2 separate regions of the Homo sapiens genome follow, and region 1 is linked to region 2. The links are chromatin loops, found by intact Hi-C in ENCODE. Cell type or tissue: endothelial cell of umbilical vein. All regions are shown on one strand. Links, peaks and the distances in the headings refer to the core of each region. The heading gives the core; the rest is flanking DNA.

Region 1 (8,892 bases), core at 1-8,000, 160 kb after region 2:
CTCAGGCCACCATGCCTAGCTGATTTTTTTTTTTTTTTGTAGCAATGGGGTCTCACTATGTTGTCAAGACTGTTTTCAAACTCCTGGCCTCAAGCAATCCTCCTGCTTCAGCTTCCCAAAATGCTGAGATTACAGATGTAAGCAACTATGTTGGGCCTATTTTAGCTTTTATCTGATAAACATCCCTTATGTGTCAATTCATGCTGTTTTCTTTTTCTACTTATTAACTTTTACCACACTAGTTGATTTGTGCTAAAAATCACAAAGCTGGACCAAGATAAGGAATTCGTGTCACGTAAAAATGAGAGTGTAATGGGGATGGTGTGTCCTAATTATGTGAATTAATTGCAATGGCATCTGATTTTTTTCTGACTATGTAACTAGTTCATAGCAAGAAAGATTATAATTCAGAGTGTGTCACAATTGCTCAAGTGAAATTACATGTAATAAACTTCCTTGCCCCACTGTCCCTTCAGAATTTCAGTCCTAGCAGCCAGATCATTTTTGTTCCTGTGGAACTGGTAGGGACACAGCAGAGGCCCCTGGCATTTGGCAAGCTCAGGTAGAGGCTCGTGGTCAGGCCAGCTGTGCTGCTGGTCTTCTCTAACCTTGGCCTAGTTAATTGGGCTTTCATCTTTTAGTTTCAAGAAGTGAGCCTTGGTCTTACCTGTCCATATTATTTTACATCTGCGGATCCTGCTAGGATCCCAGTTCCTTCATGAATAAAGTTTCCCCGGATTCTTGATAATCTTCTCAGGTTTGGACTCCACTTCTGTCTGCAAAGTCCAGGTATCAGGACCAGATGGACTTTAGTTCTTTGGTATCTGACTTTTCTGCTTAGTTTCTTCCATTTTTTTTTTTTTAATCCCCATCTGGTACTAGAGCCACCCAAAGTCTTCCTGGAAATATTCTCTGTCTGCTAAGAATTGACTCTTGGCTGTTTATATCACTCACTCTTTGAGCAACTCTTGACTTTTGCCTACAGACTGTGGTTAAGGACCTTTCCTCACTACCTACTCTACCTATCCCATTGCCAAGCCTCAAGGACAACATCAACTGCTTTTTCTATATCCATAAGTAAATGACAAAGGAAACCTTGAAAAATATATTTATTGTTTTCTTTAACTTGGTATATTATTTTATAAAAGAAATGTATACTTGTATCAAACACATTATGTAGTAAAAAGTGAATGGCCCACCTTCTGTATCCTCTAATATCACCCCTTAAAGAAACCAGAGTTAACTATGTACCAGGAATAGTTAGTTATCAACCCCACTGCCTTGTTAGAATCAGCAGAATTTAAAAATGTTAGCTAGGTCAGGTGCAGTGACTCATGCCTGTAATCCCAGCACTTTGGGAGGCTGAGACTGGTGGATCACTTGAGGTCAGGAGTTTGAGAGCAGCCTGACCAACATGGTGAAACCTTGTGTCTACTAAAAATACAAAAAAATAAGCTGAGTGTGGTGGCGCATACCTGTAGTCCCTGCTACTCTGGAGGCTGAGACAAGAGAATCACTGGAACCCAGGAGGTGGAGGTTGCAGTGAGCAGAGATCACGCCACTGCATGCCAGCCTGAGTGACAGAGTGAGACTCCATCTCAAAAAATAATAATAACTAGTCTCTACTTGGTGGTATTTAACAACCAGTCATGTGAGGGTAGGGGAAAGAGGAAGGGTCTAGCTTGTAGCAATTGTTGATTACTCGTAACTACTCCCATTATGAACAATTTCAAGCAACAAACATGAAATTGTGAAGTTAACTGGCTGATTGAATTTCTGAAAATCTTACAATTGGTTCTTGTGAGCCTGGATGAGCCAGCTTTTGTAGACAACTGCCTCCAGCCCCATCTCATCCCATCCCATCCCACTGTAAATGAATCAGAATCTCTGGGGATCAGTTCAAGGTAAATCTGTCTAATATAGAGCTCTTGTAAGGTCATATTAGGAACCTGGGTTTGTAACTTGTCTCTGTCACTTAATATCTATGTAACTTTGGGAAACTTACTATGCCTTAATTTTCTCCGAGGATAACACGGTGATCTTAATTGTCCCTATTTCACAGGGTAATTACAAGATTAAATGAGTTGATGTAAGGCCCTTAGCTGTAAGGCCTGGCATGTTAGCTATTACTAGTCTGTCAGAGCTCAGTTTCTTCCTCATACCTGGGCTGCTTAAAGAAGACTACTTAAACCTGAATAGTAATTTTTGTGTATTGAGTTATTCAAAGCAGCTTAAGGATCTGTGTTGGAAAGAAGTTAAGATGAGCCTAGATTAAGAATTGAGACTGAAGACAAATAAGAATTCCGATTAAAATGAGAACTAAAATTCACAGGACATTGAATTTCTTTCCTTACTCCAGGCTGGGATGAAAAGGTTAGGGAACATTTGTTTAGCTTCAAACGCTTCCTATGGACTTACCCCAATACTGTGAACCTAGTTAAAAAATGCATGCTGCTTTGGCTGTGCACATCACACAAAGGGGCACATTCCTTTAAAGAAGCTCACCTCCACAGAGTAATAACAGGCTTGGGCTTTGAATACTGAAAACATAAACCAGCGCCTTGAAATTAATTTCTAAAAAAGAGCTTAAGGGCTCGGATCCACTTCTCATATCATTAAAATACCTGCTCTCTTAAGGAAACCTTGTCCGCTTCAACTCATAGAAATTTAGAGCTAGAAGGCACCTTAGAGATCATTCCTTATTCACTTAACAGGAAACAACCTGTTGCTAGCTAGATCTGGGGTTTAATAAGAAAATTCTGAACAAGCCTCTGGCATTTCCTCAAATGTTCATAGGCTCTCAATTTTTCCCTTCTCAACTGAGCCTTCTAATGGATTTTTCAACTTTTGCTGCAAGTCCTGTTAACCACACTTTGCCAGGTCACTCTAAACAAAGGAAGACCTAATAAACAAGAAGATAAAGGAACCGTAATGGAAGTTATTTCTAAGTAATAGCATTGGATCAGTTCAGAAATAAATCCCTTTGCAGCAACAAGTATTTGCAAACATACGTGGGATTCAACTCCAAAGCAAGTTGTGGTCAGTGTTAAGTGATAATGAAAGGTCTATCTTTTACAGATAATCCACATTCCCACAGCTCTTTGCTTCTGGAAAACTGTTTACAGTGGAAGAAGTAAGATACCAGTAAGATACAATTACTGTGGAGGCTGCCCCATAGAGTAGCAATTATGTTCCCAGCTTTGGGCATTTTCCTCTGTGGTTCAGAAATCTGGAATTTCATCTTCTAAAAACACGTTTTGAAATTTGACAGATGACATGAGATATCAAGGAGGAAAGAGAAAGGAGCCCGTATTTTTTTAAAGCTTTTTTCACACAAGACACAGTAAGTACTTGTTTCCATATGTTTTCCCATACAGCTTCATGACAACTGTAAAGTTAGGTTCCATAATGTGGTTGAGTCTTAGGATGAATGTTTACTGAAACAGTTTTGTGCATCTATATCTGACTCCAAACCTCTTAGTCAATCTTAGACCCATGCTGCTTATGGAAGTCAAGGACTAATGCAGTACTGTTATAAGGGCATTGACCTGTTTAGGTTTCTTTGTGTATTCTTCTAAAGCTCCACTGAGAGTAGAAACACTGTTACTCATCTTTACATCTATGACCAAGCATTGCCCCCTGGTGCATAGAGGAAAACTCTTGCTCTGCAATAACTAGAAAGATTTCAACATTAACATGTGATTATATAATTATAGGCCCTATCAGACTTTCCATGACTAGATTTTCAAATGCCTTGTAAATAGGAAATTAAGTAGGACTTAACATACTACTTCATTTTGGCACTTAGTAGTTGCTAAGTAAGCATTAGTTTTCGTCTCCCACCGAAAATGGCCCAGTAGTCCCATAGACAGTTGTTTTTGGATAAACATAGAAATTGACCTTTCTACTGTTAAAACTTGAAACTTGTATTTGTTTTATCTGAGTTCCTTCTTCAGGAAAGAACCTTCAGGCCTCTCAAAGTATCAAAGAACTGAAACTCACCAGGTCAGGGTACCAGATGTCACCTTGTTCCTCATTAGTTCCTGCTTTCTTACATGTTGTTAACATTTCTTCCTTGCTTTATAAACCCCTAGTTTTAGTCAGTCAGAGAGATGGATTTCAGGCTGAGCACCCATCTCAGCTGTAGCATCTGAATAAAGCCTTCTTGCTCGGCAGTACTGATTGTCTAAATGATTGGCTTTCTGTGCAGCGAGCAGCAGGACTTAGACTGAACCCGGTTCTCGAGTATACATGGAGGTTTAGGTTTACTACAATGGAAATAATTCAATGAGTGTCAAATTAAATGCCAATGCCTTAGGAATCAAATGTGCTAATGAAGATTGGTATCCGTCATTTAAGCACCACATATCATTTTCTTTATGAAAAAACTTACTGAATCTCAAATAATTTACAATGAACTTTTAGACCAACACTAGTCCATATATTATCTGAATATATATGATATATACTGAGTCCTATCTGTATAGGACTCATATTTAACTTCAAGCATTTTCGTTAAATATGCTGAAATGTTTCAAGAAGTTAAAAGTTTTCTGAGAAAATCCTAATTTTATTTTTTCTTCACTATTTAATATTCATAAGGTGATGTTTTCATGGTACAAGTTTACATAAGAAATCTTACCTATCGTGTTGAACAATTAGTAAGGTTTCAGTTGGGAAGCATACTGCAAGATAACAGTCTGAATGATGTCTGAAAACATTGCATCTTGTGTGGGAAGCAGGTCTGGTGAACTTGCCCTTAGATATACCTGATCTTAAATACATGGTCAAAAAACAGGTAGAAAGTTCCTGCCCAAAGATGTTTTAGTTTTAAAAAAGGCATGAGGTAACCAGTCAAGGGCCTAAAACAAGAAAGACTCAGCTTCTTCCACAGTAAGAACCTAGGTTGTGTGTTTCACAGGTCAGGCTGAAATAGGAGGTCTATAGATGGGAGGTCCCACCTCAGAGTTTCAGCTGGGGAGATTTTAGACCCACAGAGAAGCTAGAAAATATACACAGGGAAGGTTCCCACTGACACCCCTTTGAAGCTGCAGGGATTTCTTCACAGCATGTGAAGCTGGAAAACCTCTTTCTGTTAAATGCCCACACAGAATATTGGGACTTGGTGAACTCAGATGGAACCAGAGCGCTTACCTTTTTCTCCCCACTCAGTTCTCCCAGACAGAACTCTTGGTGTTCTAAGTGTGGGTTGAAGTGGCTAAATGTAGCCTCTGGATGATGAGAAAACTATAGATTTCCTTTTGGATGACCAAGATGTGGGAAGGAGCTATTGGAGTCATTCAAAACAAGAGCAAAACAAAAACAAAACTCCAACAAAAACCCCAAATCAGGAGAAAAGGAAGAAATCAACCAGCTGACCTTGAAAAACCCTGTGAAAATCCGCCTAGTCAGACTTCGTGATTCTATTTAAAATCTTGTTTCTGCCCTGTCTTAATAGGCTCAGACTCTTTTACTATCTTTTATTTCTGTTTTTTGGCAGGTTTCATATTTCTAAGCTTATGCTGTTGTTTGTGTTAATGTCTGTTATTGTTTGGGGGTGAACAGGAGTTGCTTTGGGGCTCCCTGAACACGTGGTGATTGATCCTGGTTCTAGATTCTAAAGTGAATTCCAGCAACCACATGAATGTTTAGAGATGAGAGTGAGAAACTAGAGTCTGTAAGAATGGGAGGAACTGGCTGGTGGCAACAGCCATGGGGAAGAGGTCTTGGGACAGGCAAAGAAGTTGGAGATTAGATTAGGTATACATACCTCAAGGCATGCCTAAGTGAGACAGATTTCCTAGCCTATGGAAAAGTTAAAAGTAGCTACCATGGCCTTCAGGTTCATGGAAGAAGGAAAAAGAAATAACAAAACCCAAGCAGAGTAGAGCATGCATACCTGATCAAATTAACCCCTTGGTTTCAATGCTAACCTACTTCTACCCCCACCCCCCAATACCATGATGTTTCAGTGTCTGCAACATGTGGGCACTGAAATATTTGTTGAAATAAAATGCTGCATTGGTGTGAGCATGTTGTTGAAATTGAGCTATAACCTCTGAAAGGAAAACCAAGACCTTGGATAAAGATAAGAGGAGAATATGATGTGACTTCTCACATGTCTTCTAAACATAACATGATTTTACTTATCTTCTTTTATAAACCTGGAGACTTTTCTCAGACTGTAATTGGATATTTTATTTAAGGTATGATTGGAAATGTAAGCTCCGAAGATGGAAATGTAGTGGGGAAATGTTGACAACGGGTACAAAGGAAGTCCCCAAAGTATTTATACAGCAGTTTATCAGGCATGGATGCTAAGTGTTTAGAAACAGATGGTGCCTGCAGCTGACTAAAATGTGTAGTCAATAAATTAAAAACCAGGTGGGGGTGGTATGGAAAGAGGTTTACAGGTGTCAGAAAAGCAAAAGGCATGCCAGATTTAATGGTGCTTGATTTTATTCTAGTTGGGTAATCTCCAGATTTCCTTGTTGGTGAAAACAGTTGGGCACCCTATATATTGGAATAGTAATATTAAACATTTCTCGATAATTATCAAACAGAGTTGATAGGATCACTGCAGTTATTTCTTTAGCTGTTGTGATAAGAACATTGATTTTTTCATTATCATAATTTTAGGATATAATACAGTTACTTCCTTTTCCCAGGAAAATAAAATACTATTTAAAAATTCAAGTCTAAGAACTGTATTGATGAAAGGATATTTATGTGCATTAAAAATTAATTTGAGTTTTTTAAAATAGCACATCTCCTTTGTGTATTTAAAGTGGCATTTCTATTGTATAAATATTCAGAAAGATCTTAATTTGTCCAGAAATGCTACAAATATTTGCTTGTGGCTTTTTCAAAGGATTTATATTACAGAGGTAGAATTATAGAGAGGAATGACTGCTTAGTAGCTATGAAATCTTAAACATATTTAACTGCTCTGATCTTATTTGTAAAAGGAGGGAGCTGAGATACACATTTCTAACATGGTTTCCAGTTATCTACCCTGTAGGTCTATAACTCTGCTACATATAAAACAAAGTTTTCCTAAATAACAAAATTCTCATTGTACTATTGTGCAAGCATATTTCTATCCACTAGAAAATTATCTAGCCAAAGAGAAGCTTAATTACCTGATTGTAACCCATTCTCCCCTTCCTCTGTTTGCTGTCTCTGTAGCAGTCATACTGTTGTGCAATGAGGAGAAACTAGCAGAGCTATTACAGAATTCTTCCAGGTTTTCTCTAGCTGCAACAGCACAGTTGGCAAGTAACAGTCGTTTAAAATGCTTCCTCCCACTCTACTCTCCAATTCAAACAACTTCATTTCTCCTAAAAGGAAAACAGCCAGTCAGCTTAAGAAAAAAAAACCTACTCCCTAACAAATTATGAGAACCAACATATATAGCAAAATATTTTATAATCATTTAACCAATCTAACAAAAGAATAAAAGTTTATGCATGACCAGAGCATGCTGTGCTCTTCATTTGCCCACTTACGGTGCCCACATGAGTATGGGTGTTCATTCTTTTTACTGACTATTTTTACTAGCTATGCAATATTTTTACTTCTCTAATTTTCAGAGGAGGAAATTTTTTTAGCACAATTTTAGTCCAACACGTACTCCTCTACAGTTCATGTGGTTTGTCAAAAAAGTTAATATTGCTGGAAAAAAGAAGAATGAATGCCAACACAAAAACATGGTTTTCAGCGTCTGGAGTACTGGCCCTCCTCTGTGTTCATTTGGCAAAGCCACTTTTTCTTCAGCACTCTGCTCCAAAGGTTTAGCTCCAGGTGGCTGGTTGCTTTTTGGTGTTTTAAAATGTACTTTTGCACACCTACCTCTAGGGATTCAGTATATATTACACATATATTACATTCAAAGATTATCTCACCCTACTTTAATTTTTTGATTTCCATCTCTGTCTCCTACATTTGTCTGAATTTGTATGGGGATTCAGTACCATGAGCAGGTGAATAAGTGAATTCTTTCCCATGAATGCAAGGGAAGGAAATAACTATGAGAAGGAATTTGCAGAGATTTTTTTCTCCCCCCAAGAATGAATGAGGACATGGTGCTAACAAGAGAGACAGAGAAGGAATAGAAAGAGGACAAAAGGAAATCCAGGAAAGAAGATTGATACAGAAGTTAGAGAAAGGGTTTATATTAGAATGTATGTCAAGTTAATAGGGTCAAATACCCATTTTCAGATGAGATCAGGTGTGTTAAGGGTGGAACAGCCATAGATGAGAAGTATATTTTCAATCAAGCATTCTATAAAAAGTACTTTAGTACAATAATTAAGAAATATGTGCTCATTGTAGTTGGTAAAACAATGCAAAGAGATGTACTTAAAAGATAATTTTTCCTCATTCCTCTATTCCAAGTTGTTCCAAACTAATATGCATATTGGATGTTAAAACTTCTATGACTTTCTCAGTGCTTATGCAAGCAAACAGATATACATATAGCGGTATTGTTTGCTCTTTTACAAAAATTTTATTGTAGTATACCCATTCATGGGCAGATTAGCAATACATCTTAGACATTTTGCAGAAGACTAGATATTGATCTAAGTCCTTTTCCTTTCCTTTCCTTTCTTTTCCTTTCTTTTCCCATTATTTTTCTCGTCCCTTTCTTTTCTTTTCGTTTGTTCAAGGGTTACATCTGTAGAATGGATACTCCACAATCTATCTATTTCTGTATCAATGATAATCATTTGTTTCTAGAGGTCTTTTCTTTTTCTTTTGTCTCTGCAAAAATGTTGCAATAGTCATCCCATTACACACAGGTGCTTTTGTTTCTATAGGGTGGATTTTGTGAAGTGAAATTGCTTGGTCAAAAGGTATGTATATTCTGAATGTTAACAATTACCAGATTTC
Region 2 (11,928 bases), core at 2,406-10,405:
TGAGTGCCAGAGTTCTGTGGGGAATGGTGCCACTCCCCTTTCCCTTTTTGTGCCAGTGGTGATCTGCCTTCCTTTCCACCTGAAGTCCTCTGAGAGATTGGGATCTTTCATGTTGACAAGTTCAGCAATTCTTCTCTACCTAAAGCAAGGGGATGGAGCCCTGAGACACTTTGAGGAAAGAGTCCCTCTGGGGCTTCAGGGAGTGTATAAAGCACTGAAATTGCATGCAAATCTTTTTGCTTATTTACAAAGAGGATTGATAGCTTTCCTCAGATTCTCAAAAGTCTCTGCAACACCCTCCACACCTGCCCTCTACCCCCTACCAACATCACAGATGCTCCATGATGGCATTTCAGGTAGCAGGCAGCAGGTGGAAGAAATTACTTGAAGTCTCTGGGGCCTTCCTGGTGCACAGCTCACATGGGTCAACGGTCAGGTCCTGCTAGTGCTTGTCAATGTACAGTCATCCATTAATGTCTTCCTACGGTGGTTTTCTGTTGAATGTAGACTCAGCATGAACACTGTGAACCTCTTAATTGAGCCTCACCGTAGCTCTGGGAATCCCAAGATTGATATCTGAATTGTTCAGCACTCTTTCAGTTGCAAGTTAATTTAAATAGAAGGGCATATTTACTGGCTCTCATAAGTGAGATATTTTGGAGGAAGACATGGAGTTCAGGGGTGAGTCAGCCAGTGTCATCAAGAATCACTTTCTCTCTCAAACACAAAGATGGCTACCAAGACTGCAGGCTTTTATTCAGCTGGTTTAGTAGCCACAAAGTAAAGACTTTCCTTCCTTTGGTTTTTTTCTTTCTTTGGTCCTCCCTCCCCTCCCCCTCCCCTCTCCCCTCCTTCCTTTCTCCTCCCCTTCTCCCTTCCCTGCCTCCCCCCTCCCCTCCCTTCCCCTCCACTCTCCTCCCTTCCCCTCCACTCTCCTCCCTTCCCCTCCCCTCCTTCCCTCCCTTCTCCTCCCCTCCCCTCCTTCCCTCCCTTCCCCTCTCCTCCCCTTCTTTCTTCCTTCCTTCCCCCTTTCCCCCTCCCCTTCCCTCCCTTCCCCTCCCCTTCTTTCTTCCTTCCTTCCTTCCCTCCTTCCCTCCTTCCCTCCTTCCCTCCCTTCCCTTCTCCTCCCCTCCTTCCCTCCCTTCCCCTCCCCTCCCCTCCCCTTCTTCCTTCCTTTCTTCCTTCCTTCCTTCCTTCCCCCCTCCCCCTTCCCTCTTCCCTCCTTCCTTCCCTCTGTCCATCCTTCCATCTGATAGCTCTACGGTATGTCCTATGCTGGAGAACACTTTCTGTCAGCGACATTCCCTTGCATGAGCCCTTCACTATGGCCTGGCGAGTGAGGTGTTCTGATTGGTCAGGCTGTGGTGACATGCCCACTTCTGGAGTTGGAAGGAGTTGGTTAACTTTTCCTGAAATATATGGACTGAGAAGTGGGAAAGAGGTAGTTTCAGAAAAGGAAACTATATTGCTGTTAACAAAAAAAAAAAAAAAAAAAAAAAAGGGAAAGGATGCTGGGCAGGCAGAAGTAATTTATATCTGCCTCTATATGCTTCTGATTCAGGTACCTTCACCATTTTAGAGATGGAATGGATCTTAGAACATCTTATAGTTGAGGGACTTGTGACTCCCTGAAGTTGTATGAAAAAATGGTCAGGCAGATGCTTAATATGCGCCTAGAGGCAGAGCACCTTTGCCTTCACCAGCTTCACACAGTGCATTTGACAAAATCAGCTAATAACCACTGACTGACTTCTTTCATTTTTCAGATGAGGAAACCAAGGGCTCAGAAAGCCTAAATGGCTTGCTTGAGGAGACACCATCTAGCATTCGTCTACAACCCCAGGGTTTGCAGAAGACCCTGGTCACCAGATACTCAGTTAAACTCAGTCTTCTCTGATCATTTGGGATAGGTGCACAGTATCTATGCCCTGGAGATTCACAATGCATTTATGTATGTTAGAAATTCTGAGAAAATTATCCTAAAGAAATCTACTTAATTCTGTTTAACCCAGAAACCTATTTGAATACCTTTTTCATGAACTACCTGTATCATACTTTGGGAAACTGTGTGCTAGCACTTTGCCTTTCCTTTAGGCTATAGGGTGTCCCGTGGGTCCAGGTCAGGAATCCAGGACACCTAATTTACAGTGCCCTGTGCTCCCTATGTATCTGGTTCAGTTTCAGAGATTCCGGGACGCAGTGGCTTTCTAGTTTATGGAAGCTTTGTCCCACTGTACTCTCCTGCCTTTACCATGCCTCATCGGCCACAGCAAAGCAGTTAAAGGAATGCTTCCAGCTCCACCAGGGAGAGAAACGAGGGCCACAATTCAGTGCCAGGGGCCTACTTGGGACTTGGTAAGCGCTATGTGCCTGGAGCGCTCGTGTAGTGGGCAAGGTTAGTTTTGCTCTCAGTTCCTTTTGGGGCCACTGCCAGGCCCCTTCCCTTTGGTATCACCCCACCCAGCTGTCAGTTGCAGTTCTCCAGACCTTTCTTGTCTCTCATTACTTGTGAGTTTTCTCAGTCAACAACAACAATAGCAGCAGCAATAACAATAGCAGCCAATGCTGACTGGGAGCTTACTATAGGCTAGGAACTGTTCTAAGCATTATAGATGTGTTAACTCCTTTAGTCTTCAAAGCAACATAATGCTTTAGGTACTTATTTGTTCCCATTTTACAGAAGCAGATTCATATCACATTTTATGCCCAGGGATTTGCACAGCTCTGAGGATACAGCAGAGAACACAGCAAACATATGACTATAGCTGGATTTATTCCCCTGGGGGCATTTGTCTAAGGTGACCACCAGTGAATATACTATCCCAGTGCCTGTGCATATATTAGTGGGCACTGGCAGTGTGCTTCTCCCCCGAAGAGCTTTGTTTTCATCAATTGTCTTGGGAAGACAGATGTCTTGAACTTAAGAATGATCCTAATGATCCTAATTTTAGGCCCTGAGGGCATGATGGGGAGGTGACTTTGGACTAGGGAATCTTTTATCCCCGCTTAAAGCAGACCATTCAGGTAACTGTCTACCGTGGGCCTGCCTCTCACATGCCATCCATCTCTTCCTTTTTTCTTCTTAAGAGAAACAAAGATGCTTACAGTAGGGACGGGAGAGAGAGAGAGAGAGAGAGGAGGAAAATGCTCATGAATCTATTTTTGCCATGACTTTTGGCCTATGAGAAAACGTACGCACTCCTTTCAGTTTCCTAGTTTTTCATGGTTGTGTTTCTGCACACGCGTGTCCCCTGTCTATGCTCCTTGCCTGTGCTCTTCTTGTTCCACAGAGGAGCCCAGTGCCCTCATGTTACCCTGACCCCTGCAGTTCATATGAAAGTGTTAGTGGCAAAATGTATTCCCTTTCCCAAAAGTTCCTACATTTCAAATAAGCACTTGGGCTTCAGCATGGGAATGTGGGGGGTGGGGACTTTGTTCAGATGAACTGGAATGTTTTTCTCACTGTCTCTGCCATTTTTTATAGATTGTTCATGTTTGGCAGAGTCTAGAGATTTTAATGCAGCTGCTATGTGGTTGTGAGTCTTTAGGCTCAGAAATCAGATGAAGAAGGGAGGGGAAGAGAAGGGCATCTGGTAAGTGCAGGACTGGCAGTGATTGGCTGGGGTCGGTGGGGGCTGGGGGCAGAGGCAGTCACCAATGGCCAGTCCCAGAATAGGGGGAGGCAGAGGAGACTTGGAAGGTCTCTAAGTTGCGTGACCTATATAGGCATATTTTAAGCCATATTGTTGAAACTAACAAGGCAGACAGTGTCCTTTAAATAGCTAACTGATAGTTCACTATGGAGGAAAGTGGCTAGGTTGCTACTCTGGGCAGAAAACTAAGGAAACATATTATGAATTGAATTGTGTTCCCCCTGCCACGCCCCCAAAAAAGATATATTGAGGTCTTAACCTCGTAGTACCTCAGAATATGACCTTATTTTGAAATAGAGTCTTCAGAGAGTGAACCAGGTTAAAATGAGATTAAGAGGGTGGCTAAACCAATCTGACTGCTGTTCTTATAGAAAGAGGAACTATGGACACAGAGACAGATGAGCACAGAGGGAAGGTGATGTGAAGAGACACAGGAGGATGCCACGTGAAGGTGGGGGTAGAGATTAGAGCGATGCGGCCCCGGGTCAAGGAATTTCCGAGCTGCAAAAGCTGAGAGAAGTAAGGAAAGATTCTTTCTCTATAGCAGGGGTCCCCAACTCCCGGGCCACTGGCTAGTACTGGCCGTGGCCTATTAGGAACTGGGCTGCACAGTGCGAGGTGAGTGGCAGGTGAGCGAGTGAGTGAAGCTTCATCTGTTAAGTACAGCCACCTCCCATCACTCACATTGCCGCCTGAGCTCTGCCTCCTGTCAGATCTGCCCTGGCATTAGATTCTCATAGGAGCGAGAACCCTATTGTGAACTGCGCATGCGAGGGATCTAGGTTGAGTCCTGCCTATGAGAATCTAATGCCTGATGATCTGTCACTGTCTCTCATCACCCCGAGATGGAACCATCTAGTTGCAGGGAAATAAGCTCAAGGCTCCCACTGATCCTACATTATGGTGAGTTGTATAATTATTTTATTACATATTACAATGTAGTAATAATAGAAATAAAGTGCACAATAAATATAATGTGCTTGAATCATCCCAAAACCATCCACCCTTTTCTGGCCCATAGAAAAATTATCTTCCTTGGAATTGGTCCCTGGTGCCAAAAAGGTTGGGGACTGCTGCTCTATAGGTTTTAGAGCAAGCCCGGCCAAGCTGACCCCTTGATTTTGAACTTCTGGCCTCCAGAACTGTGAGACAATAGATTCCTCTTGTTCTAAGTCACCCAGATAGTGGCACTTTGTTGCAGCAGTGCCACCTAGCCTAGTGCAGCTAGGAAACCAATATAAGGAAAGAAGGTAATTACATTTGCTAAGACTTCCTAGGTGCCAGGCACCATGAGAAGGGCTTTGCATATTCAGTGCTTCCTTTTATCATCATGACAGCCCAGGGAGGTAGGCATTGTTAGGAGGTTAAGCAACTGCTCAGGGCACATAATGAGTACACAGCAGATCCTGAGGTTTTAAATCAAAGCCTGAGTTTCCTGAGCTCCTCTCAGCACATTCCCCACACTGCAGCAATCCATGCCCTGGGTGGTGGTAATGGAATTGATGGTTGACCTGGGAAGTTTTCAATGTGGGGCTACCCTGGGAATTTCATCTGAGACCTTATTTCTTAATCATTGCAATGCTCACCAACCTCTTCTGTGTTAATCTCAAATTGTCACCCTCTGCTCTGTGACTCCAGTTTGAAATTTCTGTTGTGTCTCATTCCAGTTTTCCACATCTACCTCCCTCCATCTCTCTGGAGTTAGTATCTCCTGAATCAGTTCCTAGCCTGGCTCAGGCCACATGAATTTCAGGCATTGTTTAGGAAAACAGAATTTGATTTGGGTGTCTCTAATGGCTTTGTCATTCCTTGTACTAATATTTAAACTTCTAAGGGTCTAATTTCAGTTATAGGAAAGTCTAACCTAGGATGGAATGACTTTGGATCATCAGCCTCATTATTGTCATCAGAAAGAATTGGTTTACTGCATTGAGCCTGGTTCTTTTCTGGGAATGGAGTATAGCAAGTTAAATAGGTATGACCCTCATCTGCATACATATTTCCATGACTAGACTTTACATTACACAAATAATTTAAAGTAGACTAAAGAAAGTATACACACAATAAAATAGTGAAACCTAAATTTTGAAAATAATAGAGCCAAGAGGTAAAGCATATTTGAGTAGACGTCCAGGTCGGAAGGAAATAGAAAATGCACATACGCTAAGTGTATCAAAGGGCTGAGATCCAGACCTTGTTGGAGAGGATATAGCTGTGGCTGACTGGATGGCAGACAAGTCCCTGTGATACTGTGCTGACAAAATTATCTAGAAATTAGCCCTCAGGAACTTGATAGTTCCTGTCCAGGGTGTTGGAGACAGCTGTTCACAAGGAGGTATCTCACCAGAGGAACTCTGCTACAAATCTGCCCAAGGGGGTTGTTGGGGGTACTGCTGGCTGCTGGGTGATGTTGGCCACTGTACCTTGTGGGAGCTGAGCCCTGGAGAAGCTGCTCCACTGCAGGTGCTGGGCTCTGGGAAGCCACATGTGTTGTGCTGTGTTGTAGGAGGAGCCTGGAGAAGCTATGAAGTCTAAAGGAGCCTGGAGGCCATGCAGCAGAACCAGGAAACTAAATACTTTCCTTCTGTGATGCTTCTCCAGAGCCCTCTACTGACAGAGTTTAACATCGTACCAGATGACAAAGGAAAAACACTTAAAGGGCCCTAGCTTCATCCATGTCCCTGCAAAGGACATGATCTTGTTCCTTTTTATGGCTGCGTAGTATTCCATGGTGTATATGTACCATATTTTCTTTATCCAGTCTATCATTGATGGGCATTTGGGTTGATTCCATCAGACAGAAGTATTAATAAGCTTTCTTCCATTGAACCATTCTCCGTATTAAAATAAAATGTTTTGTGAAAATTTGCTTTAAGAATTTTAGAATATACCCTTTCTGTAGATCATGATTAAGTTTGCATTATAAAATGGACATGTCTCAGTAACTAGCTAGTGGTTAAGAGCACTGTCTCTGAAGCTAGTCTGCCTGGGTTCAAATCCTGGGTCTGTCCCTTATTCTGTGTGCCCTCAGTTGAGTTACACAGGCTTCCTATCTGCAAAATGAGAATAATGACATTCACTTGATGGAGTAGTCATAAGGATTTATAGGTCTCAGAAGGTACCCAACACATCATCAACACTATTCAGATAAAAACCAGTGCTTCCAGATTAGTGAGAGAAGCTGAAGGGTCATATCTGTTTCTGCCAGCGTGTTTGCTTGAAGAATTAACTGCTGACTTGTTTTTCCCTGGCTCCCCTAGTAAACTACCTTGAACACAGTATGTGGAGCCTGAAATTTAAACTCAGGGTTCCTGGTGATTTGGAATCTCTAGCATAATAAAGGAAATGAAGCGAGTGGACAGATAGGCAGAAAGGAAGATGGAAATGCAGAGAGCAATAGGGTATCCTCTGTGGTTTAGTGCCTGAAGCAGAGTGGAAAGCGAGAAAGGTCCCGTGATCAAGGATGGGAAGCAAGAGCAGGAGCAGAGAGGGAAGTGGGAATCACAGACAGGTAAGGCTTGACGCCTGCCCACTCCTCCTCTGTCCTTTTTGTGGATAACACACATTGCTTACCCTAGCTGGGTGCCAGCTGATATGGTTTGGAATTGTGTCCCCACCCAAATCTCATCTTGGAGCTCCCATAATTCCCACATGTTGTGGGAGGGGCCTGGTGGGAGATAATTGAATTATGGGGGCTGGTCTTTCTTATGCTGTTATTGTGATACAAATAAGTCTCATGAGATCTGATGGTATTATAAAGGGGAGTTACCCTGCACAAGCTCTCTTTGCCTGCCACCATCCACTTAAGACGTGACTTGCTCCACCTTGCCTTCTGCCATGATTGTGAGGCCTCCTGCACCACATGGAACTGTGAGTCCAATTAAACCTCTTTCTTTTGTAAATTGCCCAGTCTTGGGTATGTCTTTATCAGCAGCATGAAAATGGACTAATGCACCAGTCCACCACAGCAACATTTTGCCAAAGATTCAATTGGCTTCTGATATGGTTTGGCTGTGTCCCCACCCACATCTCTTCTTGTAGTTCCCACAAATCCCATGTGTTGTGGGAGGGACCAGTGGGAGGTAATTTAATCATGGGAGCAGTTTTGCTCCACACTTCTCCTTGCTGCTGCCATGTAAAGAAGGATGTGTTTGCTTCACCTTCCACCACAATTGTAAGTTTCCTGAGGCCTCCCCAGTCCTATGGAACTGTGAGGCAATTAAACCTCTTTCCTTTGTAAATTACCCGGGTATGTCTTTATTAGCAGTGTGAGAACAGACTAATACAGCTTCGCAGGCTTTCTTTCTCACTTTTTTGTTCTGCCAGAAGACTCTAAAGGGGAGAAAGCCATCTGGATGCATTTACCAAAATAAGTTTACTTTTATTTTGAAACAGAAATCTTAGTCAAAGGAGCAAAAGATCAGGGCCAGTTTCCAAGGTCTAGGAAGCTACAGGGACCTGGACTTTGTGGCCTTTTGTGGGAATTGCTGGCAGAAATGGCTTCTCTAGGACAAAGCTTCTGGGTGGAGTCTGAGAACTTGCTCTAAGCAGACTCCAGGAGGAGCACAATCAGAGAAAGCCCTGGAACCAACCCACCAGCCAAACTGCTGGGCTGGGAGAAGTCAGTAGCGGTGCTGACTTCATCAGGGATCTAGAAGCAGCGAAACAACGCTTAGGCCTTAAGGCGTAAGAATGGAGCATTCCTATTTTTTTCCCCCTCTATCAAATATATTCTTTAAATAATATTTTTTATTGCAATAAAATATACATAAGATAAATTTAGTATTTTAACCCTTTTTAGGTGTACACTTCAGTGGCATTAAATATATTCACATTGTTGTATAACTATCACCAGAACTTTTTCTTCTTCCCAACCTTTCTTTCCTTCGCAAACTGAAACTCTTTATCCATTAAACCTTGACTCCCTATTCCCCTCTCCTTCCATCCCCTGGCAACCACCACTCTGGTTTCTGTTTCAATGGATTTTACTACTCTAGGAACCTCAGTGATATTGTTTGGACGTTTGTACCCTCCAAATTTCTTACTGAAATGTGCTGTTGGAGGTGGGCCTAGGGGGAGGCATTTGGGTCATAGGGGCCGATCCTTCATGAATGGCTTTGTGCTGTTCTTGCGATAATGAGTGAGTTCTCGCTTTATTAGCTCATATGAGATCTGGTTGTTTGAAAGAGACCTGGCACCTCTCCCCAGGTTCTTGCTTTCTCTCTCACTGTGTGACATGCTGGCTCTCCTCTGCCTTCTGCTGTGATTGGAAGCTTTCTGAGGCCCTCACCAGAATGGATATAGGGGCTATGCTTCCTGTACAGCCTGTAGAATCATGAGCCAAATAAACTTCTTTTTTTTGTATAAATTACCCAATCTCAGGTATTCCTTTATAGCAATGTAAATGGACTAACACACTCATATAAGCAGACTTATACAGCATTTGTCCTTTTGTGACTGGTTTAATTCTCTTAGCACAATGCTGTAGCATGTGTTACAATTTCCTTCTTTTAAAGCAGAATGATATTCTTTTGCATGTATATACCACATTTTGTGCATCCATTCATCTGTTGATGGACATTTGGGTTTTTTCCCACCTTTTGGCTATTGTGAATAGTCCTTCTATGGGCATGGGTGTATGTTTATGTGTTGAGTCCATGCTTTCACTTCTTTTGGGTGCTGGATCCTATTGTAATTCTAAATTTAATTTTTTGTGGAACCACCATAGTGTTTCTACACATGATTTTAAATAAACCTTTTTATTATGGAAATTTTAAAAGACTACACATAGTAAAAATAATAAAATGAATTCTCCTGTGCACAACATCAGGTTTCAATAGTTGCTTAGGATAATTATTTGGTGTGTAGGGTGGATCAATTTGTTAATTCAACAAATATTTATTGAGCAGTTAAGTACTGAATGATGCATTTGACATGATTCCTATCAGCTGAGGTGACGCTGGGTGGTGGTGAATCTGCAGCTCCAATGTCCTGCCGTGGCAGCATGACTGACTGATGGTGCCAGCTGGCTTTCTGGGCTTGCCATCATGTTTGTGCCGAGTGCACATTTTCAGTGGGCTATTATCAGCCAATAACTGATCATGTTGCTGGCCCATTCCTGTGAGATGCAGGACTCCTCCAACAGTGACTTTGGCTCAGTGGCTTTTCATTGGCCTGGCTGGATCTTTCTTAGAACTGCTCTGGGGTCTGAGAGTCTACTCAATTTTTCTTTCTTCCCACTCTCCTTTCAAAGGAGTCAGTCCTGTCTCAATTTCCAGTCTGTTTTCACCTTCTCCAGCTTAATCCTTGATCCCATAACCCTTCAAGGTGTTTCTCCCAGTAAAACTTCTGCACATCGAATCCTGTCTGCTTCTTGAAGAGCCTGAACTAACACACCTGAGCTTTGGGATTTAAGTAAGACTACCTTGAGCCTTTTATTACAGACATATTGGGAAACCCAACTACATCACCAAGATTTCTGCAAGTTCTAGAGCGCTGATGTCTTCATTCTGGCTCCAAATTATAAGCCCCCTGAACTCCCACATTCAGTTCTGTCTCATTTCACACAGCCTCTCTCTTCCCTGTCATTCATCTAGACTTCTACATAGAATTCAGCCCTCTTTCCTTGATTTCTTCCCAAACGACTTACCACAAGCCCTTTGTGTGTGTATCAGGCATTACTTCAGTTTTGGGTCCTTTTCACATATTAGAAATGCAGACAGTTTGAACTTAAATATGACTTATTCTTGTTTTCGGTGTCCTTCCTTCATCCACTGCCACTAGGAATTTCCCACTGCATTGCCCATCTGTGAGCTGAAGTTTTTTTTATGTTGCTTGACTACTTTTCCCCATTCAGCCAACTTACTTTTCACTGCTTAACCCACCCTCTAAATTCACGTGTACATCTCATACCAAGGAGTTAGCTTTCTCTTAGCTTCTCTTTTCAGTCAGTCTTTGGAACTTTCCTGCCAAAATTTACCTATCAAGGTATTGCCTAACCAATGACAGTTTCCTAAGTGGTCTCCTGAATGCAATTAAAATAGGTGTTTTTCAGCTGCACTACACATAAACATAGATAAAGACCAAGGTGTAGTAGGTGCTGTGATAGAAATGTCTAGTGGGTAGCATGAAGGAGAGGACATTTGATTTGAAATGGAGGTGGGTGAGGTGAGTGAGCTATGTCATAAGCAGGGAGCCCAGCTGGAACCCTATTTGTTGCAGTCGACTTGAGGGAGGCAGTAGGGTCTGGAGAGGAGTGGAAGTGGAGGTACTGAGGAAGTGCCAATATTAAAAAAAAAAGGCCATTGTTGTCAAAGAGCTAAGGCTTATGTAGCATTTATTACGTGCCTTTCTAAGTGCTTTCCATATAACTCAGTGTGTCCTTCCAACAGAACATATTACTGTGCCCACTTTACAGAGGAGCAGAGTGAGGCACAGACTGTGCGATTAAGCAACTTGTCAAATTTATAGAGCTGATAAGTGGTGGAGTTGGAATTTGGACTTAGGCTGGCTCCAGACCCCATAGTTCTTCCCCACTCCTCTTCCTTTAGCTCTAAGACCATGGGGCAGGACTGGTAATTGTTTGAATGTGGATGTCAGAGAAAAGGAATGGTCAGAGTTCATTATCTTAGAAGTTGGCACACTAACCTTTTCACTTGACCTCAAATGCAGGAATAGAAGCATCGTTACTAATGCGTACTTTATTGTAAAAGATAGCAGTGAATATTTATAGCAAGCCAATACCATTTATGTAAGCAGATGCAGTGAATGATGTGAGTGTTATTTATCTTTTGTAATACCATGTACAGGAAAATGATGGGTATTTCTGAATTTAAGTGTCATACATCTTTTGATGTCCCCATTCCTTACAGCTCATAACCGTTTCCTTTCTGAGTTGTAGTAAAATGTCTTCACTATAAAGTGTCATCCTTCACCTGCAATTAAAACAGAATAAGAATATATGAGTGCAAAAGCACATTTTTATTCTTTTCCAGTTCTCATCGCTATGAGCTTGGAATAAAATAAAAAGAAGAGATGGTTGAAATATGAGTCTATGGATTGATTTCTGTGTCCCCTTTCTAAAGCAAGCCAGAAAGTGTTCATATTAAGGTAAATTTTCATTCTAAAAATGTACAGTTTCTTCAAAGATTGGAAGCCACTGACATACAATTGCACACCATGTAAAGTTAGCTTAAAGTAAAAAGACTTTCAATTTATAAATTTCCTGTGCTATTCCTTTAAAGCCTTATTTATTCTCCCTGAAAGCACTCAGCAA

What was found. Hi-C counts contacts between places; a loop is a spot of excess contacts. Peaks named below come from ENCODE experiments on the same cell type or tissue, not always from the same donor. Only the 100,000 strongest peaks of a DNase experiment are listed, where the experiment ranks them.
Region 1: a loop joins it to region 2, with 12 times the contacts of the local background. A loop is called at or near these places in 15 of 110 quality-filtered maps.

What each region holds. Positions count from the first base shown.
Region 1 is chr13:76,662,474-76,671,365 of GRCh38, reverse strand. LOC105370266 (a long non-coding RNA gene) reads right to left here and starts at 7,264. Exons shown (of 2, transcript XR_942099.3): 1 at 7,143-7,264. It overlaps LOC112268120 (a long non-coding RNA gene), which reads left to right. Exons shown (of 3, transcript XR_002957525.2): 3 at 3,272-3,307. In endothelial cell of umbilical vein, for the core only: CTCF peaks have their summits at 3,417 and 3,617 (motif pointing left); a DNase peak (open chromatin) is centred at 3,615.
Region 2 is chr13:76,817,203-76,829,130 of GRCh38, reverse strand. It overlaps LOC107984587 (a long non-coding RNA gene), which reads left to right and starts at 7,795. Exons shown (of 3, transcript XR_001749928.2): 1 at 7,795-7,827; 2 at 11,648-11,762. In endothelial cell of umbilical vein, for the core only: a CTCF peak has its summit at 6,235 (motif pointing left); a DNase peak (open chromatin) is centred at 6,240.